2 separate regions of the Mus musculus genome follow, and region 2 is linked to region 1. The links are chromatin contacts, found by POLR2A ChIA-PET in ENCODE. All regions are on one chromosome and are shown on one strand. Each heading gives the region's core, a stretch centred on a gene start or an enhancer-like site at or near the end of the contact. The rest is flanking DNA. Distances are from core to core; before and after follow the strand shown.

Region 1 (3,132 bases), core at 149-2,648:
CACACAGAAGCCTGGTTGCCTCTGGTGGGTAAGGACGTGAGAGAGGTCTCCTCGAAAGATGGAGGTCTTACACACCAACTGTGCCTGAGTGTCTCTCTCCCAAAGGAGATTTGATTAAAAAAAATTTTCAGCCACCAAGTCACCCTCACCCATTCCCTCTGGTTTCCCAGGAACCTCACCAGAGAAGGCAGAGAGTTCTGTCTTAAGTGGCGGAATAATGAGAAGTCCTCAAAGGGCCATCGTCCCGAGCCTTTTCTTTGTGGGGTCCCTGATGCAGACCCCAATTCTAGGATGTCTTTTTGCCCTCGCCCAGGATACTGCGGTGGGAGCTCCCGCATCTGGCCCCAGTGCTCTTGAACTGAGAGCAGAGCGAACCCAGGCGTTCCAGCCGCCCAGCCGGCCTCGCCACATTCCTTGGCTCTGGCGGAGGCGGAAGGAGACGGGATGGGACGCGGGCCCGGCAGGGAAGGGAGAGGCAGGGCCAGGTTGGGCCACGCGTGACGCCTCCTCTGCCTCAGGGCCCCCAGCAGGTGGACAGCGCCTTGTGTGCAGCGCGAAGCCCACAGGCGCATCCCTAGTAGGGCTACTTGCCCCTGGAGCTCCCGGGGCTCTGGCCCTCAGACAAGAATCTCCCCCACATTTGCAGTTGGCCAAGAGGACTGCGTTTGGCCCAAGTATGGAGCAGGCTCAGGCGTGACGGCCGGTTGTAGTGAGAAAGATTGAACTCGGTTCTAAATCCCTGTAGACTTACCCTCCCGCCGCCCGCTGGACTCGGGGTCCTTAGCTCAAAGGTCTCGTCGTCCTCGTCTTCGTCCCCGTCCCCGCTAAGCTCGCCGTCCCCGTAGTCCCGGTGCAGAAGAGTGAAGCCTCGACGGCAGCAGAGAAGCCACCACAATCCCCCGGGGAGAGGCATCCGGGCGAGCAGCCTGGGAATGGGGGCGCAGGCAGTGTTGCCTGAGCAGCAGGGAATCTGAGAAACTGGAGGTACTCCGACCCGAACTGGGTAGAGAAGAGGTGTGACGAGAGGAAAGAAGGGGGCCGGAAGGAGGCAGTGTCCAGCGCTGAGGTGCAAAAGGACTATCACCAGAGCCCGCTGGGGGCTCGCTGTCTGGGCCCGGGCAGAGGAGGGGGGAGATAGCGTCCAGGGCCGGGGGAAGGGAGCCGGGAGCAATGTCCGGAGCTGGGAAGTAGTGTTCGTTGTAGTGTCCAGCTCTGTAGGAGCAGTGTCTGGTGCAGCAATCGTGGTGGGCGGTTGTCCAAGCTCCAAGGAGGGTGGTGTCCGGTAGGGCGTCCGGTGGCCGGGGCCCGGGCGGCGCGCGCTGCGCTCCCTGCAGCCCCGGGACTGGCGCGTTGGGGGCGCGGGCAGAGTTCCCAGACCCCGCCTCCCTCTCTGCCCCCCCTCCTTCCCTCCGCCTTCCCTGTTCTTTTTCTCCTCCCTTCTTCACAGGGTAGGGTCTACGTTGCGTCACAGCCTCCTCTGCCCAATCATTGTTCCTGGCGCCGGTCAGGGAGACCAATCCCAAGCTTGAAACCGCGGCGGGTTGCATCATGTGTCTCTGGCTGAGTGACAGTAGGGAGGGGCGGGGGGGGGGGGGACTGGGGAGGGAGCTTCTGAGGTCGGACACGGGGTGTCTGTGGCGTCACGTAGGACCGCCTTCGTGCTCTTGTTTTAACTCTTGGCTCACCAAGCAGCAAATTAAAAAACCCTTTTCGAAGGTCTGGAAAAGGAAGGGCATAAAGCTGGAAGGAAGCTAGGCTATTGACCTGTGATTACCTGTCACATCTTGGAATCCCTACAAAGAGCCTTACTACCTTCAAGGCATTCCACACCTGCGTGTGAGAGAGTTAGCTAGCTGCAAAGGCAGCTCCATCCTTGGAGTTAAAAGGGTCCAGATTTAGATCTTAGCCACCTCCACTTTTGAGATGAAAAAGCTGAGAAAGGAACTCCTGGAAGCCTCAGACAAAGATCTGAAATAAAAGTGAATTTACAGGGCATTGAACTGGAATGGGGAGAGTGGTTTGGCATGCTCGGGGATTCTGTGGTTTAAGAAAATCAATAGATCAGAGGCCTCTCAGGGCGACTATGCTGCATTTCTGAACAAGAAGGGGTTAACAAGGGCGCTAAAGAATACAGGGCGGGGTTCGCGCTACAGCTTAGACAGTGGGAGCGCGCACATACTCGAGCGCGTTGCTGACTCAGCGGCGATTCCCGCGGTTACGGGCGGAGGGTTCCAGGTCCGCTCCGGTGGGTAGTGTGCGCCTCTTGGAGGATCTGCGCAGTTTTCGAGCTTCTCCTCGTTTCTGACTCCAAGAGGCCAAATTTTTAAGTCTTTTACACCGCCAGAGGCTCTAGGACACACGACTAGCCGGGCTGGGCTAGGCTAGGCTGGACGAAGTGCAGACTTCAGGCCAACGCCTCCCTAGGGACGCCACGCCCTTTTTGCCCCTAGACTCCAGGCTGGAGCGGTGGTCTGACTTTGCTGACCGAATTCTAAACTGGGAAGAACTGTCTCATTGGAGCACAATCCTGGCAGTTGTGCAAAGCAAGGACCAGAAATCAATGCACCATCTCTAGAAGCCATCCTTATGGTACTTCCAGATTGAAGTGGTGTATGCTGAGATTTCTGAGGGCCAGACCACAACTATAACCTCCCTTCCTCTTCAAGATCCTAGACACTTGCCTGCTGGAGAGTTCTGTCTGATATCTAACCTCCCCTTTCCTGGCAAGCTATGCTCATTTCCTTTGGCTTGATCCCCGAGGGGAAATAATCAGAGTGGGCAAGCGCCCCACACTCTGAGCTCAGGCCCAGTAACACCTCTCGGAAAATTTGCAAATTGCAATCCCCCTCATTCATATATATATATATATATATATATATATATATATATATATATATCCTAGGTAGAAAAGTCCACCTTGACATTTTTCTATTTCTTCTTAGGCAGGATATTGTTATTATTATTGATCTTCCTGTCTCAACCTCTGGAGTGGCTGGGGCTACAGGTATCCAGTCCACACACCATCAGACTCAACTTTTTAATTAGCGTTTTTCTTTGCACAGCAGGACTTTAGAAGGGATCCAAAAACCTACCCCAAACTAGAATCTCTTGCCTCCAGCCTCTACCAGACCC
Region 2 (3,166 bases), core at 97-2,596, 110 kb after region 1:
CTAGTTAAACATTTACAGCTCCCTGGGGCAATGCCACCGCTGCAGCTAGTGCCAGGGAGCTTTCCAGCGTGAAGTGCCATATGTCTCTCTGCCCCCACACACTAGCTTGGCTTCGGGAGACATGACTCATTTTATTACTTTAACTTGACCCTATCTTTCCCACTTTAAGGTTCCAACGCTGCAGTTAAGCCACACCCTCCCCCTTAAGAGTCGGGGCCCCTGGGAGGTGAAGGGGTAAACCACAAAGTTTGGGTAAAGGCAAGGTTGCATACCTCTCAAACAAGGAAATAAAAAGGGCTGAGTAACTGGACAAACTGCACGTGAAGTGAGCAATCCCCCCCTTGGCAGCGGCCAAATGCATAGTCTCTGGCTTCTTGGGCTCAATCACACAGTCCGACGTTAGTGTGCCAGTGATGCTGTAAGACCACCAGGCATCATTCAACATATACAGGGGATCCAGCAGTTTGAAGATGGTCCATACAGTTAGGGTCCCGAAGCTCGCTCTCTCTCAAGAGCACGGGCTCGGGCAGCTTTGGCTTCATCTTCCAGCTCATCAAGGAAACGCTCTTGGGCCACCGAGTAGAAGGTGTAACCATCTGACGGAGTGGGTTCAGGAAACCACAAAGCACATGGGCATTCCTTTCGTCTAGCCACCCTTGCTGTTTTCCCAAATTAATGATTTTGGATTGCCACCCTTTTGCTCCTTTTGAACCCTTAACCAATTGTTATTACTAAGCCAATACGCGCTGCGTATATATAGTAAGATTAGGCATGAACCTCATTTGCCCGCACATTAAAAGCTACACGTCTTGTTCCCTTTTCCCTAACCCCATATGCGGTATAGCCAGGACGGATACAAATAGCTAACACCAGGGCCCCGATGCCCAGGCCGGTCATGATGTTCCGGGTCCGCCGCTGTGGCAGTGTTTTCTGCCACTGGGCAAGTTGCACCTGCCGCATAAACTGCAACTGCGCTGGGGTCAATTTCTCCCGCGACGGGTCGATGCGCTGAGCGAATGGAGCATTTCCATTCTTAGCATTCAGAGGGTCACCAGCTCCAGGGGCCGCCATGTTGCTGCTCCGCCCTAAGCCGTCAAGCCCGGAACTCGCCAGGAATTGTAGTCTTTGACTTCAGCAAGGAACTCTGGGAGCTGTAGTCCACGTGGAGTTTTCTGGGTAGAGGCAGGGTCTCTCCGCCCTAGAGGAGGGACAGGAAAGGTGAAAAGCGCCCTGCTTTCTGATTGGCTGAGCTCTCTGTGTCAGTTGGGGCGCGAAAAGCTGTTGACCGTTCGAAGCCGTGGTGGACATTATGTTTTTTCTCAGATTCGAAGCGAGGGCAAACATATAGAAAGGGAAGGAAGAATCCAAGGTGTGGCAGAAGATTCTGGAAATAAGCTAAGGAGGCCAGTTTATGGATCCCGTAAACTGTCCAAGTACTCCGAAAGACTTATGAATATGGAAGGACCCTTGAGGCCCAGGCTGGTGAACTGTAGTGACTTTCAGTTCGGAGTGGTTACCACAGAGACTATCGAAAACGCCCTGCTTCACTTGGCCCAGCAGAACGAGCAAGCCGTGAAGGAGGCTGCGGGACGGACGGGCAGCTTCAGGGAGACCCGGATCGTGGGTGTGGATGCAGAGTGGGGAGTCAGGTTTACGGGAGGCAGGGGAGCGTTGATCTTTGTTTTTCACTCAAATATTTTGCTAGTACTCTTGTTGTGCGAGGTCGTGGGGCTTATAAGCGATGAACGAGGCTTACTAGCACTCTTTTTTTTATTTCTTAACCCCCACTTCCCTGCACCACTCCCCACGTGCCTTTTTTTATTTTTATTTTTAAAGACAAAGTCTCACTGTGGAGTCATGACCTGGAACACTCTCTGTAGCTTAGGCTGGCCTGGAATTGACAGATGTTCTGACTCCCAGATGCTGGGATTAAAAGCACACGGCATCATGGGGAGTCCCCCCCCTTTTAAAATTAATGTATGTCTGTATGAGGGTATCCAATCACCTGAAACTGAGGTTATAGACAGCTGTGAGCTGCCATATGGGTGCTGGGAATTGAACCCTGGTCCTCTAGAAGGGTAGCCAGTGCTTCTAACTGCTTGAGCCATCTCTCCACCACCAGCCCCCTTTACTCTTCTTTCCATAAACGTGTTTAGAGTGCTTATCATTTACATTGCCTGGTATAGAAAGAGGGAACTGCAATCTAGCCATTGCTCTCAAACTATGTAGTCTTTAGGTGGGAATTGTTAACATATGAGCAAGTGGATACAAATAACGGTTAGAGTGATTGACACAGAGAATACAAGCTACTATGAGAATTTAAAGGAGTGGTAAGATGAGGTCCAGGGATTGAATGATACCATGAATAAAACTTGGGAAAACAAGAGGGAGGCTGGGAGCGGAGGGTTTAGTTGTCCAGGTTGACCAGAGCATATGGAGAAGCAATAGAGAGTAAGGCCAGGAAAGTAGTTTGGAGACATTCCAAGCAGAGGTCTGAATGTCTGTCAGGGGAGAGAACTTTATACTTGTTTTAGCAGGAAAAAAGAAGAATTGAGAATTATAGGCAGTTGTGAGCCACCTGATGTGGGTGCTGGGAATTGAACCCAGGTTTTCTGGAAGACCTGCCAGTGCTCTTAACTGCTAAGCCATCTCTGCTGAGCGAAGCCACTGAAATGTAAATGAGGGGGCCAATGTGGCTGTCATTTTCCCCCTGGTAAAAATGATTTTGTATGTGGTCTAAAGGCTGGAGTTGAGTTGGGAGGTGAGCTAGGGGAGCCTGTGTGTAGTCAGAGTGATGACAGAGAGGAAGGCAAGAGTGGATTTAAAACAGCTCAGAGGCAAAATCTAAAAATCTGAGTTTTTCGTTTAAGAGATGAAGATGGGAAAGATGACTGTCAAAGGGCTGAGCCTCAGAGACTGGCAGCCTCGTGGTGCCATTTGGAGCAGCACTTACACACAGTGCAAGAATAAGGAAATGTGATGTTTGTTTGGGGGCAGTTGTTTTGATTTGGATCTACTAAGTTTAAGATCTGTGAAGAACACCCAGAAGAAGGTTAATAGCAGACTGTTTTAGAACTAGCAAGAAAGGCTTTTAAATCATTCCCATGATACGCCCAGGAGGAGGGAAGAGAAGCAGGTCATTGACAATTCCTTGGGAAACATTTAG

Evidence for each region. ChIA-PET counts read pairs that join two places held with the same protein, here RNA polymerase II (POLR2A).
Region 2: POLR2A ChIA-PET joins it to region 1 with 20 read pairs in Patski. The contact joins the promoter of Cntd1 here to the promoter of Plekhh3 in region 1. POLR2A ChIA-PET finds 5 or more read pairs at or near these places in 3 of 5 experiments (Patski and embryonic stem cell).

What each region holds. Positions count from the first base shown.
Region 1 is chr11:101,169,974-101,173,105 of GRCm38, forward strand. It overlaps Plekhh3 (pleckstrin homology domain containing, family H (with MyTH4 domain) member 3), which reads right to left and starts at 1,399. Exons shown (of 13, transcript NM_001346769.1): 1 at 752-1,399. The coding sequence starts at 913. It overlaps Ccr10 (chemokine (C-C motif) receptor 10), which reads right to left. Exons shown (of 2, transcript NM_007721.4): 2 at 3,025-3,132.
Region 2 is chr11:101,277,857-101,281,022 of GRCm38, forward strand. Cntd1 (cyclin N-terminal domain containing 1) reads left to right here and starts at 1,347. Exons shown (of 7, transcript NM_026562.2): 1 at 1,347-1,624. The coding sequence starts at 1,450. Coa3 (cytochrome C oxidase assembly factor 3) reads right to left here and starts at 1,092. Exons shown (of 2, transcript NM_026618.2): 1 at 858-1,092; 2 at 114-596. The coding sequence starts at 1,071. The coding sequence ends at 484.